Regions from separate parts of the Mus musculus genome. Here all the other regions are linked to region 2. The links are chromatin loops, found by intact Hi-C in ENCODE. Cell type or tissue: left cerebral cortex. All regions are shown on one strand.

Evidence for each region. Hi-C counts contacts between places; a loop is a spot of excess contacts. Peaks named below come from ENCODE experiments on the same cell type or tissue, not always from the same donor. Only the 100,000 strongest peaks of a DNase experiment are listed, where the experiment ranks them.
Region 1: a loop joins it to region 2, with 2.8 times the contacts of the local background. A loop is called at or near these places in 8 of 42 quality-filtered maps.
Region 3: a loop joins it to region 2, with 6 times the contacts of the local background. A loop is called at or near these places in 6 of 42 quality-filtered maps.

Annotation. Positions count from the first base shown.
Region 1 is chr14:121,593,396-121,598,395 of GRCm38, forward strand. It overlaps Dock9 (dedicator of cytokinesis 9), which reads right to left. Exons shown (of 54, transcript NM_001081039.1): 35 at 4,247-4,358; 36 at 2,147-2,213; 37 at 941-988. Among named protein-coding and RNA genes, the nearest start is that of Slc15a1, 91 kb to the left of the region's middle. In left cerebral cortex, no CTCF peak of the experiment used is centred here; DNase peaks (open chromatin) are centred at 1,503, 2,728 and 3,366; H3K27ac peaks cover 2,407 bases.
Region 2 is chr14:121,735,566-121,740,565 of GRCm38, forward strand. It overlaps a transcript of Dock9 not described here. Among named protein-coding and RNA genes, the nearest start is that of Dock9, 40 kb to the left of the region's middle. In left cerebral cortex, a CTCF peak has its summit at 316; DNase peaks (open chromatin) are centred at 298, 1,082, 1,913, 2,280 and 5 more places; H3K4me3 peaks cover 2,714 bases; H3K27ac peaks cover 2,791 bases.
Region 3 is chr14:121,611,746-121,616,745 of GRCm38, forward strand. All of the region lies in intron 27 of Dock9 (dedicator of cytokinesis 9), which reads right to left. Among named protein-coding and RNA genes, the nearest start is that of Dock9, 84 kb to the right of the region's middle. In left cerebral cortex, no CTCF peak of the experiment used is centred here; DNase peaks (open chromatin) are centred at 1,383, 1,875, 2,882, 3,328 and 1 more place.

The DNA.
Region 1 (5,000 bases), 140 kb before region 2:
TTCATTTCATGATGTAAAACATGATCCTGAAAAGTTGTGATCTGTCCCCCCCGGGGGGGGGGGGGGCGGCAGTGCCGGCATCTAAGCCAACCGCACTCAAATACAGTGTCTGCTAATGTCCGTTCTGTTTCACTGCTGTGAACCATAAGAAAACACACTGCAATTAAAACTAAACTTGGCAGACTTTCTTAAAACAAATGTAGCTTACTTATAATCAAACCGTTAAAAACACTAGACGACTAGGATGCTTCTGACCTTCCCCACCCCTCCCCCTTCCCATCCCGACACAGAAGGACACACAGCAGATACACAGGGCGTCAGGGCAAGGACTGGTAATGATAAGATGTTCAGGGAGGAAATGCCCTAGGAATGGACCTGTCTGGGCTTATGTCTGTGAGGAACCTGCAGCTCTCCTGAGACAGAAGGGAGTACAGGCCAGGCCAGGGCAGTGGGGAGGGAGACATAACATTCTAGAGAGACAAGGACACACTGACTGGTCAGAGTAAGAAAACAGAGTTCCATTTTAAAGGCCAGTAAAACTCCATACAAATCTGCGACAGGATAATAACATCCTCTTAATTATTGGGGGGGGGGGGAGAGAGAGAGAGAAGCTAAGTGAGAATCAGCAGGTTTGTTTGGGAGCAGGGACAAGAACTCACTGAGGGAGAAGCATGGAGAAGAGAAAGAGATGTCCAAGAGTGTTAGGATTTGGAAATCAATGAAGAAGGAAGTTAGCAACAGTACAGCCAGTCAGTCTGAGAGGGGACCATGAGACAAAACCAGACAGAACGGGTGTAGTAATGCTGGCGACGGAAACGACCGGACTGGACTCCGTGGTAGCAAGCTAAGGTCGCCAGCACTTGCCAATCACCACAGTCGAGCATTACCACACAGCCTCACAGAAAACGGCCTGGACATTTCACAGGATGGCCCACAGTACCTGGCTATGTATCGCTTCCCCATGTACTGGAACTGGTGCAGGCAGACCCTGCAGACAAATGACAACCATTAGAGAGCGCGCAGATAAAACTGTGCTCAAGCCACTGGTTGAAGCCTATTAGCAATATCGAAAAAAGGTATGGATGGCTAGCTCGTGGCTTTCAGGAATCTTCTAGAAGGTCATTCTCCACCCACAGGAAAGCATTAACACATCAGGGGAGGCCCACGTGTGTGGCCATCAGAATGGTGGTCGTGGATGGATAAACAGAAGAAAAGTAGTCACTCACTCAGGGCGGCCAGACTCGCTCCAGGGCAGCGTGCCTCAGAAGGTAGCAGGCCTTCCACGCCACTGAGAGTTAACCCATCCTCGTATGAGTCTATGCAAGGAACTCTCTCTTTTGGCTCAAGTGTGTGGAGTGGTCCCTTCACTGGCATCAAATATAAAACTCTCTTGCTTTGTTTTAAGTAGAACTACAAAACTGAATCTTTAAAACCCATACGTCTTAATAAGAGTTAGCTAACAGAACGAGTTGTCCTGGTTGACTGCCAATCGTGGGAGCAGTCATAGACTAAACCACTCCTGCCAGCAGGCCAGTTCCACAGGCATTCCCCTCAGAGAACAAGGTTTGCATCTGAGCTCCTTCTAATATATTTCAGACACAAAGCTGCTTACATACATCACAATGTATTCGATAACACTAATCAAGAGAACTGAAGAGTTTTTTTTTTTTTCTTTTGCCATGGATATAATGTGTTTGATCAAGGGTGCTGTCTGAGCTGTAGCTATTGTGGGTTGAGAAACACTAACTACAAATTTTCAAAAACAACCCAAATTCTGAATTTGAAAACTTATCTTCCCTCAGCAGTTTTAGAAAAAGTGCTATGGGTCCGTATTTCTAAAAATAACGAGCTGAAAAGAAACCAGAAGCTTATTCTGAAGAGATCAAACAGGCTCTAGATTTAACTTAGAAAAACAGTAGCCACCAACACGGTGAATACATTTTGTATCGTTTTATTGAAGTGGCTGAACCACAGAGGTATCTCAGCAGCCACAAGCAATTTTTTACAATATATTAAGGCTGGCTACTGCTGACTGACTCGTGAAGGAAACTGTGTCATGCACTGTATTCCTGCCCTGAGGACAGTGTGCTTCCCACCTCCTAGCTAGAGAGACGAAAAGGAGACAGGAAAGGATAAAGCCACTCACTCAGATATTGTAAAGAAATCCATCAATTCAGCAGTTGAAGCTTTGTTCCAATATGTAAACAGGGCATCTAAAAATAAGCATTGATTTGGTCAGCATCACAATAAACATTAAATACATTATAGATAACCATGTATTATGACAGGGGGGATAGACCCCAGAGTGTAGGTCTCCATTGCTGCCTGTTTTATATCTGACCAAAAGGTGAACCATGCCAGCAGGTTCTCCTGCATAACACAGGAGAGACTTATTCAAGTCAAAGAACATTTGAATTCCAGAACTTCACTAATAAATTACCTAGTGTTATATTACGGTAAGGACCATTTATTTAACTTGAACACAGCATGTTCTCAAATACAATAATAAGCTGAAGTCTGCCTCTCTATTTCCTTCTACAAAACCCTTCCTTCCTCTTCAGGGAGTTTGCTGAAAGTGAAAACATGCTGTTTTGCTCTTAAAGAGTGTGTGTGTGTGTGTGTGTGTGTGTGTGTGTGTGTGTGTGTTGGGTATGTACACAGGAGTGCAGATGCCTTCAGGGCCAGAAGCTTTGGGGGCTGGAATTACAGGCTGCTATGAGCTGTCCAATGTAGGTGCTGGAAACTGAACTCAGGTCCTCTGAAAGGACAGTGGATGCTCTAATAGCTGAGCCGTCTCTCCGGACCCTGCCTTCGAGTTGTAAAAAGAATAATACAGGTTGGCTCTACTCAGTTTTCCCAAGCTGCAGAGTACTCTCTATGGGTGTACCAAAATGAAACGAACCAATTTCTATTGATAGGCATACAGCTCTGTTTTTCTTTCTAAGCTTGTTCTATAATAAGCATGCTTTGCTAAAATCCTGTCACACGGGTTGCATCTATAGGAGAAAATCTTGAAAGATACGGGATACTAAACGCTAAACACATCTGAATCTCTGTGAGCCCTCAGCTGGGTATTGTATAAAAAGTAGTCTCATTTGATATGTGAACACCAGGTCCCTTTTACATAAAGCTGAAAACCAGGTAAAGAGATTTCCTTCCAGGAAAATGTCCGACTCCCTGGGGCCTGAGATGAGAAGAGAGGCCATGGGCTGTGGGTTTGTACTTTGTGCTCTGTCACACTTGTCAGGAGTGGGGACGGAGAGGGAAGAAGCTGTGCCAGGCCATGCTTCAGAGGAGCCGTCCCAATTTCACAGGAATGTGGCCATGCAATCCTCACTCTTCATCCCACGCAAAGCACTGGAGTTCTCATCTAGAGATGTAACACCAGACGCTCAGGGTAGCTAAGGACGTCTCCCAGCTCCCAAAATAAAGAGTCATGGCTGAAGCAGGCTGCGTCCAAGTGGAAACGGTTCTCAGGGGCAGGTCTGACTCACTGACTAACAGTGAGGGTGTAAGCTTCTTTCTGCCCGGAGAGGTCTGAGCTCAGATACTGCCAGCCTATACCAGGCAGAATGGCCAGTAGCCAGTAGTGTCCGGGAGAGCCTGAGGGAGCACAGGTACTCATTAAAGTGTAAAAGTAAAAGGCAAAGGAGGCCAGAGTGCTGTATGACTGGCTCCATTGCTTCTCTGGTAAACTCCCTTCCGGGGGCATCTTCCCAGTTGCCAATACACCACACACAAAACCAAGGCTACGTAGATATCTAGGGTTGACTGTGGAAATGCTACTACCCTTTAAAGAAAACATGGAGAATATTTTTGTGACCTTGGACTTGTAGAACCGGGCACCCCTACAAGCCCTGGTTTCAGTCTTTGTCACGGCATAAACGGGAAGCAGGTGTGACAGCCAGTGCCTAACCCGGGGCTCTGGAGGTGGAGGCAGAAGGGTCTGAAGTTCAGGGTCACTCTCAGCTGCAAAGGTCCAGCTTGCCTGTGAAACACTGTATTAAAAAGAAATCCCAGTTCCACTGTAGAAAGTATTTGCTGGAATAGAAGCAACTAATTCTCCACATCAAGGCTTCTATTACTACTGCATTTAGCAAATTAATACACAGTAAAAAAAAAAAAAAAAAAAAAAAAAAAAAAAGGAAGAAATTCCCTTAAGTACCTGAAATTTTCAATTAAGCCACTAAAGTAAGTTGTTATTCAAACAATGAAAACAAAACATCTGTGTTTTAACTCTACTCACCGTCAGACATGCTTTTCAGCACGTAGAGGAAACACATCAGCAGGCTCTTGATCTCAGACTGGTCCAGTTTGTCGCATCGAACCACGGAATTTCCCAGCATGCCACTCTGCTGCTGCTGGAAGAGAATGCAGGTAAGTTCTCTACTCCACAATGCACACATCTCCCTTCGAAGAGGAAAGAGTCTTTAACTTTGAGTCAGATCACACAACTGCAAAGAGAGGTAGCCCACAGGCACAGGTTCACAAAGATACCCCTCACCTAGGTGTGACACACAACTGTTGCTGCCTCCTGCTCACCTGACACCTCTGTCCTGTCCCAAAGGCACAAGCCAGAAGGCACAAACCTTTCTCACTGGAGGAGCAGTTATCATCATGTCAAAGGGGTAAAAAAAAAAAAAAAATCTTGGTAAAAATCTCATGCAAAAGCAAGCAAGCACATGCACGAGGGCCCGTCGTGGGAGGGAGGACTCCAAAGGTGCCACGCAACACTAAGGTGAGCCCGAGGAGCAGGCGGTCACTCAGGGAACAGCATGGGCGTGGCACTGTGGGCACACATGGAGAAACACCTGACAGGAACACGTCAGCACAGCACTGCCGATCACCCTAACCCTCAGAGGCCCTCCATCATCAGCTTCGCCTGACCCCAGGATCTGAGAGCCTGGGCTGAGGATGGGGCAGAAGGCACTTTTACCACTAGGAAGTAGCAGGTTCACATCGTAGCAGGTTCACATCGGAAGAGCTGAATAAGAATCTCA
Region 2 (5,000 bases):
GAGTCCAGTCCTCTGCAAGAGCAGCGAGTGCTCTTAAGCACTGAGCCACCTCCCCAGAATCACACTTATGTACCTCACTGCCTCTCACTGTCCCCACCCAAGCCAGCCTCACGCCCCCCCCCCCCATCATCCATTCTTACAGTGAGTGTCACTTCTCAGGAAGCTAGCTACCCATGGTGTGCTTCAGTATAGAACAGGAGAAAAATCGCAAAACTGGTCCAGAAGAAACTTCGCTGAGACCAAAACGTGGCTGTGAGGGTATCCATCTGGCTCTGGCTGGTGAGCAGATCCTGGAGATTTCTAGTCTCTACAGATAGGGGGCGCTCATGTTTCAGCCTATCCCACCATGAACAAACACAGTCCCTCCTACAGGGTTTGGTATGCACTGAGTGGTTAGAGACTATAAAGCAGTAGTCTTCACCTTCTTAAGGCTGTGACCCTTTAATACAGTTGCTCATGTGGCGGTGACCCCCAACCAAAAACCACTTTTCGTTGCGACTTCACTACTGTAATTTTGCTGTTATGAATACAAGGATCTGTATTGTTGTAATACAAGGATCTGTGTGTCTGCCGATGGTCTTGGTGACCCTATGAAGGGGTTGTTGGATCCCCTCCCAGGTGTCAAGACCCACAGGTTGGAAACTGCAGCTGGAAGGGTGGATGCAGTTCAGTTGTTACCTGCTGACACTTCTGGCAAAGTCACACGTTGGAGGCATCACCAGGGCTACAGATAAGACAGACACCTTCCCAAACAAAGCTGGGGGCCCTAGCAAGGACCCTCATGTATCTGAAGATCAGGTCAGTGTGTTTTTGCATGGAGATGACCCAAGGTGACAGTGGGTAGGTCTTGCTGGGATGCTCTGGAGTAATACTGGGCATCTGTAGGTGCCTCACTTGAGAAGGGCTACCTGAACAAAGACCTGGGAGAGCCCAGGCAAGAGCCATACAAAGGCAAGATGGCGATGTCCCAGGAAGCCTTGATGGCCAGAGTGAAGTGAATACTAAGGAGGATCAAGGGAAAAGCAAGCAGATGGAGAGGAGGAAGTGTGGGGTGGGTGATCCCATTGTGGAGACAGACCTCTATATGGATTCTGCAGCAGAGGAGGAACGTGGCCTGACTTTCATTCCCAAAGACAAACTCTGCCTGATGTGCACAAAGAGGATCAGGGAGCACACACAGAATCCAGAAGTCCAGTTGGGTCTTTCCACCTAGCGGCATCTTGGTGGGCAGCAGTGGCCCACGAGGTACATAGGAACAGCGTGTCAGAAACCCAGGCCTGACAAAGGTCTGACAAAGCCAGAAGCGGGTCACTATTGTCTGGTGCCATCAAAAAAAGAAAAGCACAGGGGTGGGGTGGTCATCAAGTCAGGTTAACCAAAGACAAGTCGGTCTGGCTAGAAGGAGCAAAAGCCTACAGCATAGGTTGGGAACACCATTGCGCGGGATGGGAGCATCATTGCACAGGGTGGGAGCACTATTGCATAGGGTGGGAGCACTATTGCACAGGGTGGGAATACTGCCCTGACTAGCCCAACTCAGGTAGGTCCTAAGCTTGGCTGGCTATGGGTAGGTGATAGAAAAGCACACAGTAATGGGCTCTAGTCCTTCTACTCTCTGACAGCAGTTATTCTCCAAAGGATATTTCAAAATATGGCAGAGCTTAAAATATTCAACAGTTAATATAGCACCACTTCCATTCCATACCAAATATAACCCTGACTCCTAAGCCGCAACTGACATCTTATATGATGTTCTCCCTTCCTCCTCTTGAGCCTTCTGAGTGCTAGCCACACAAGCCCCTCAACAAAACCCCACACCCTCCCTGAGCTGCTGCAGATCCAATTCCAAGGTACACACAGGGCACCTACACCCCCTCCTCGGGCAGCATTCCTGCCTGTCTGTGTGCCTCACCCTACTGAGCAACCGCCTGCCAGGCTCACACGCAAACTCACACATGTCCTTGTCCCCACTCATTCTGACAAAAACTGCAGTTAGAACAGAAGGGAAAATGGCAAGGCGTCCTGAGGGAGGAGGAGACCAATATGTGCCTCCTCGCAACCTGGTACGGAAGAGGTCACTGAGAGACACACCCATCTGTGACTTGACGCCTCTTCAAGCAGGGGCAGAACACGGAAGCACCGGGTCAAATTCAGCTTCTTCTCATGACCCATACACATTAGAATTGAGTTTTAAGAAAAATAAAACTATACATATTTGTCTCTGTGTGCAGCACAGCTTTCTTTCATGATCCCTTTACAGGGCTCTCCCTGAATGAGAGGACTGACCACAAGCCATTAGTAAGACAAGCCTGGCCAAGTAAAAGGCTGAGAGATAAAGAGGCTGGATAATTCACCATCAGTGGGGAAGGGGGTCACACGTGAATGTCTGAACATGCATTTTGCTACAGATGACCGCTAAAACTACCAAGAACCCAGAAGGCTGTAAACTGCTTGAGAGAACTAGTCTAACAAGACACCGCTCTCCATCTCCTGTCTGCACTTACCTTGCATTAATACACAGCATCCTCACACATGCAAAGAGGTGCTTCAAATTTAAATTTAAGATTACTGGTTACTCATTCATACAGACAATATATGCATATTTACATATATATAGAGAGAGATAGATATACACATAAGCATATGGAAACAGATGTGAGCTGCTTCACAACGAAAGACTAGCTTTATGCTAACACCATTAAGCTACTTGTTAATTAAATGAGACAGCATTTTACCAGGCAGAAGGCGATCGATAGTTCAGAGTCTTCTTTTGACCAATTGTATGCTGTATATTCAAGGGCATTACTCTCTCCCGGCTGCTTGCACATGTAAGCACAGTTTCTCTCAAAAACGGTACGGATGCCTTTGAAGAGAATCACGCTGGTAGTGCAGCCCATCCCCGAAGTGTGCACATCCAGACTTCTAGCGATCTCTACACCATCCCCACATCAGCTTCTTTGGCTCGTCAGACACAGGCTTCCTCTGGACCATCTTCACGACAAGCAGTTACCGGCACCGGAACAGAAGGAAGTGCCAGGCTGTTACACTAGAATCCGTTCCTGCCCAACAGTCTGACAAAAAAGAAAAAGGATCCAGGCTCCCCGTGTGGAACAGGAAGGGTGGGTGGTGCAAAATCAAGATGACACACCTCAGATGCACCAAGACTGTGAAAGTATCGGGTTTTTTTCCCCCCAGCAAACTGCCACACAGCTAATACACGAAAGCAAATGTGCAGAGGATTAGCATGGGCTGGTGGGAAATGCTGGCACCTTGGATCTGCCTGGGACTGCTCTCAATCTCAGAACCTGCCCAAAATGCAAAAGGCAGTGCCAGACAGCCACCCTGCTGCAGATGCTGCTGCTGCTGAAGGCACAAAGGATTCTCGTCTGCTGCAAAAAATCACTCTCCCAGAATGCTTCGCCTAGCATCTCTATTAGCAAACATCTCTTTCCTTGACCTAAATATGCTGCTTGTTTAATCTTGCATCAATGAGAAAACAGACAAGCCAAGGAAAGGAGGAAATACAGTCTAAAAACGGTGAAAATGCCGAGACGCCTGCTGCCATGGAAACACGTGTAAGCAACTTCAGACAACCTTTTACACGTAATGGTAACAGCCTGCTGGCAGTCGAGCATAGGAGAACATGCGAGGCGTGTGGTCTTGACTTCTGCACACCTCTCCTCTTCACTAGAGTGCTAACCAGGTGGGTGCTGCTTAAGGTACCCAGAGACATGAGCACGGACATGGACAGAGAGCTACCCCATCTGGCTGGCCACGTGTCTCTAAAGCAGCACTCTATACAGTCTGCAAAGGCAGGTCTGTGCTGCGGTCTCATTCACAATCAACATTAGTATTTTTGATCCACAGCAAATTCAGGTCCTTCCACCACAGACTCAGTGACACCACAGTGAATCACGTGACTCTTAGGGAAGGGGTGATAGAGAAGTTCTTGGTTGACAGAATACATTTCCCTGTTTGCATGTAGGGTGCGCCCTCCCACTTACAACGCATATTTAGAAAAAGGCTGCCATTCCAAGATATAACAATCCTTAACTATAACAACTGAATATCCAGGGAAGTATCAGAAAGCCATGTACAGAGCAAGCAGCTCACTGTCCTTTCATATGATCCCCAAATGACTCGATGTCTTGTTCTATTCTCTCTGTGTCTCTGTCTGTCTCTCTCTGTCTGTCTCTCTCTCTGGTATTCTTTGAAAATGCATCTAAAAAGCCACATAAAACCAAAGCAGTGAAGGCACAGCCACACACAAAGCACAGCGGCTCTGTGGGGTCTGGACTGACACGCAACACCAGGCAGCAATGCCATTAGAAGACCAGGAGCCACGGGGATGCTCCATATGACAGAAGGGCAGGAGTTCAGAGCCCCAGAACCTTTGTAAACGCTGGATAGTGGCCACCTAGCACTTCCTAGCACTTAGGAAGCAGACAGGGAATCTAAGGAGCAGGCTAGCTAGCTGGGCTAGTCAGAAATCAGCGAGCTCTACATTCAAATTGTTCTTCAATAAATACAGTGGAGAGTGATGGAAGATCCTTAACATTAAGCTCTGATCTCTGCACTGACATCTGTTACCCATACATTGAACCAGGCTTGAATGCATGCTCACCAACATATATACAAACACACAGCACAACACACACATACAGAGTACACACACACGACACATAAAGCACAACACAGCACATGCACACAGCAAAACATACATGCACACATACCCAGACACACGTGCATACACACACATGTACATACACAGCACAACACTGCACACACCCATACAGAGTGCACACCGCATAATATACACCACACAGTACATGTACATGCACATACACACGCACAGCATGCAGGACAGTACACACAGAGCACAGAATACACACACACAGGGCAATACATACAAAGCACAGAATACGCACAGGCAAGACAGTACACATACACGCATACACAAAGTGTGCACACACACATAGCACAGCTCAGGCAGGCACACA
Region 3 (5,000 bases), 120 kb before region 2:
AGAGTGAGTGACAGGCGCCTCCTAGACCACGTTCATGACAGAAGCAGATAGCTTTCATGTTCTTTTCTTTCCTGTGTCTGGAATGTGCTGTGAGGTGAGCCAGCCACAACACTGTGGGGGAGAAGGTAACAGCCTAGACTGGATCATCAGATGGGAGGCTGAGTCCCTGCATATCGCTGGGGGGGACAAGCTGGCCTTTCCAAACCACCCACCAGCTCATGATTTTCTAAAACAGAAAGTCAGGTTTCCTGTCACATTTGAGCCACTGTTATCCTGGCCTGTTGTAGAACCACCAGGCAGTGGCACATGACACTCAGGGAAGGCCATGGCAAGCAGTAAGTAAGCTTCCTGGAGATGGCCACTGTTTTGCCTGGCTGTGGTGGGTTGAGCTCTGGAGAGGCACAGCCCCGGAGACTTTGTCCCAGGGTTGCTTCTCACTGCCGATGTGCTTCCTGCCATGATTACATAGCCTAATGATGCCTGGGCACCAGCCCACCCTATTGGGAAAATTTCCTGCAAATCAGGATGAAGATGTACTTTCAAATTCTAATGCTGTTTGGAAGAATTAATGACTTTACGGAACTACTGATTTGATTCAAATAGTTTTAGGAAGAAAGTTTTAAGAGATGGTTTTAGTTGTATTGCCTGAAAGATGTAATAAAGTTAGAATCAAGAAAAGAATGTGCTCTCTCCTCATAGAATAGTAAGTAAAGGTTACATGATAAGGAGTGCAATGAGCTTTCACAATTACCCTAAAAATAGAAGTAGGCTTGGGACAGATTTGTGATCAAGGGAAAACATTCATTCTAGGTCAGGTCCAAGGATGAGGCCACAGGTGTGCACCATGATAAAGCAAGGCCATGTGCAACCAACTGTTGCTGTGAACTAATACTGAGCTTATAGAATGAAGCACTGCTCTGAACTTACTATCTACATCCTTCTGTAATTCCCTTTCGTGTAACGTTTTATCTGTGAGGTAATTTTATAAAGAACTTTGTCTAAGAAGCTATAAGGAGGCTGAGAAAAGAAATAAAGTATGGCTGTTGGGGCTCTGCTCCATCCACCAAATGTGTATATATGATATATGTCTGTCTGTACAGTATGTATATATGTATGTTTGTCTACATGTATGTAGATAAAAGTGTATGTATATAACTATGCATGTGTATATATATAAGTATGCATGTGCATTTGTGAAACTGATGACATTAGTGGTCGGGCCCAGCCAAGTGTGTGTTTGTGTGTGTGTGTGTGTGTGTGTGTGAGAGAGAGAGAACATGCTATCATTGGGAGTGGGGGGGTTGAGGGTAGAGAGGGATATGATTGGCTGCTATCATTGGGGTGGGTGGGGCAGTGCATGATTGGCTGCCATCAGCACCAATCCCAGTGGCTGACACCACATCTCGCTGCCTCCTTTGGTTACCTGGATGTTGAGCTGGCTTTCCACAGAGCAGTACATACTTAAGGCTGAAGCCAGAATCTGTGTGTTTCTAACATGAAACCGCATGATTTTATGCACTAAACACCAGGTCTCATTATGAAGAAGGTTAGACATATTCGCATTTTAATCATTTCAGTTTTCAAATCAACAGTAAGAACACACAGAGTCAAAAACCCACTGAGGTAGGATCAAGTTATAAGAATACAAATTAACTCTCAAATACCACGTTTTTTTTTTTTTTTTAAATCATGCACATTGAACTGAATACAAAAACAAAACACAAAAAACCCCTGAATCTGAGCAGCACATCAGCTAAATGTAGAACATGGACTTTACATTCTGACTCAGCCGAGCCAACTGTAAAGTGACATTTTGGGGACTCCTGAGGGAAGGCTGAATATAGCTTAGGCGTTAGACCATAATGGAGATTTATTGCTAATTTTGTCTCAGAGTCCTGGAGTAGTGATGTCTTTTAAAACGCATTCCCCACTTGAGAAGACATAGAGAGTGAGAGTGGGGGCAGAAAGCAAGAATTGCAACACTGTTGCTAACTGCTCAAGCTGAACTGCTGGTAACAATGAATCCATCAGAGCACCTGCTCTGCTCTGCCTCTTAGAAGATCTCTAAGCCTGTATGCTCTGAACAGCAATGCTGCTCTAAGGGCCACTAGGAGTCTTTGGAGGCTACCAGATGCCCTTCTGACAGCGACAAATGGCTATAGTAAGCAACTCTACTTTGACAACAAAACAAATTGAGGCCTTTTTACTCAATAAGACACATTTGGAGGCAAGAAAAGTAAAAGACCCAGGTAAGTAGATGCTTTTTAAGAAGATTGATATAAACTGAACTGAAAGGAAAAATAAAATCTAGGATAATGGGCTGGTGTGCAGAGTGGGAATAACCAAGCACGGCTCCGAGGAGAGAGCCTCCAGACATTGGCTTCTCAGGCAAGCAAATTCCCACTCTTTGGCCCCAGCAAGTTATCACTTCTGCAGCATCCCCTGCTGGTCTAGGCGCTGCCACCTGCTGCCCAAATGGATGCTCAGACTCCTCTAGCTATCCACTGTGCACACTCTACTGTAAATGTGGTAACTCTGTGCCCTCCTGAATGGGCTCTCCCTGAAGACCCAGCCCTAGCCTGGCTGTCACAGTCCTGTGGACACTGCTGCTAAAACCAGGATTTTACAGAGCCAGATCCCCTGGAACTGGAATTATGGTTGTGAGCCACCATATGGGTGCTAAGAGTTGAGCCTGGACCCTCTGCATGAGCAGCAGGTGTTTTTAGCCACCACGGAGCCATCTCTCCTGCCTCAGACTTCATTTTTCGAGTCTCTGCTTTGCTTTGAAGTATAAGCTAGACTTGAACTCGTGACCATTCTCATTTTGCTTCCCCCGGGCTGGATTACAGGCATGCATTGATTAAATTCAGACTGTCCAGGTGCAATATTTCACAACTTTTGGCAGGCAAACAGAGTTGCATAACCACCATGATCAAGGAGCCAGCCTCTGTCCTCTGTGCTCGGTTCCTGGCAATGGCCACTCTGTTTTCTATCCCTGTAATTTTTCCTTTTCAAGAATGTCTTAAATATAAATGAATCCATTCATGTAATCTTCTGGGTCTGAATTTTACTTCAATACTTCTAAGAGCTGCCCATATAATTTTTTTTTTGCAAGAATGAGCATTTTGTTAGTTATTATTACTAAGTGGTATTCCATCATACTGAGTCACCAACAATTTATCTATCCATTTCCCGCCCAGTGGGCATTGGGTTGTTTCCAGGTTTGGGCTTTTGTGAATAAAGCTGCCATGCACATTCATGCACAGGTTTTTGTGAGGATACATGCTCTTATCCCCTTTCAGTAAATACTGAGGAGGGAGTTGCTGGGCTGAATGAATGGCTATTTTAACATCTCTTATTCATTCATTATTCATATTGCTGGGTAAGCCTGTTGCCTGTGCATAAGACTCAGTCTCCTGTCCACTAAGTGTGGCATCCTTCAAGGCTCAGGTAAAGTTCATCTCCACCTCCACCTTTGCCTCATGCTCGGCTCACACAAATACCTTCATATGCCCTGTTTTTGTTGTTCCAAGTGAACCTGTTTTTCTTCTGCCTTGCATACCTAAAAAACTACTCAAAACACTTGAGGGGTGGAAACATGGGTGTTAATATTCAGTCTGTCGTCACGGGAATGTTCAGATTTGGTTTTGGGAAAGCCCAAATAGTCTGTTTACTTCATAAATAAAATACTTCATAAATAAAAATTCTCATCTCCTTGAAGGCAAAGCAATCAGACTTAGGACGTTCATCCCATCTCTGTGGGTTTTCTCACTCCGTCCTTAAGGACAGACACCTGTGGGGTGCCAGGACTCCGCCCAACAGAGCGTGGGAAGAAGGAAGTGGAAGGCAAGACTGTGGGAATCACAGTTATAAAAAGAAGTTCCCAAAAGCTTCGCCCACAGATGCCGAGTCAGAGGAGAACCTCCCAGCTGGCCCTGCGGCCATGCGGCCTTTCTCAAAAACCCCTCCTCGTAACTTCCAAGCACCTGCCTCCTCTGATGGCCCCAAGTCAAACTCAGTCACATTCACTGTATGGGAAGCTACAGGGCCATCTGCTGGAGCTGCTTTCTGATGCTACGTCATTGAATGTGGTTTGCCTGGAGACTAGAAGGTTGACACACCCCCCACCTTTAGCCACGATTCAGCAAAATGGTTTATACATTAATCAATCAATCCACGTTGGTATGTGTGGGTAGCGTCACCCAACTACCAATAGGCATGTGCACAGACATACACTCAGTTCCTCCAGTAACAACAACCAAAGCAGCATCATCAGCTCACGTCCCAGTCCAAGGCCCAGGGGCCCCTACGGACGGGATGAGTCGGTACCTCGTTATGGTACTTTCAGAAAGGCTAACTAATGATGGATGCAACTGAAAAATATCAGAACAAATTCAGAATATTTAACATTAAAAACGTAAAAACTCAAGAGGATTTGACCCAAGTTTTGGAAGGAAATCATGAATGATAAAAGAACTTGTTCCCTAGACTATGTGGTATGCACACGTGTGTATGCATGTGTGTGTGTGCGTGCATGTGCTTGTGTGTGTGTGTGTGTGTGTGTCCAGAAGTTGATGTCGGGATGACTTTCCTCAGCTGTTTTCTCCACTTTTTTTGTTTGGAGACAGGGTCTCTTATTATACTGAGCCTGATGAATGAGTAACCTGTGGGAAGCAGGCTGGGGCCTCTAGCACAAGCCAGGCAGGGCTAAAATGGAAGACCAGAATCTTTTACAATGCCAGGAGGGACTCCCAAATCTCTCCTCAGGGTCAATTATACTGTGGTTCCACGTTCTTCTTTTGGAAGCCAGAGCTCTCTTACAGGCACAGCTGCACAGAGATTTTTTTCTAAGACTTCTAAAATTCCCCTCTAAACATTGCTTTAGGACTAAGATACAATTAAGGTAGGAAGAAGGCTCTGCAATTCCACAGACAGACATGGCATTTCTTAGAGCAGAGGTGCAGGGAACCTGCCACATGGATGGAAAGGGCGGAACACCT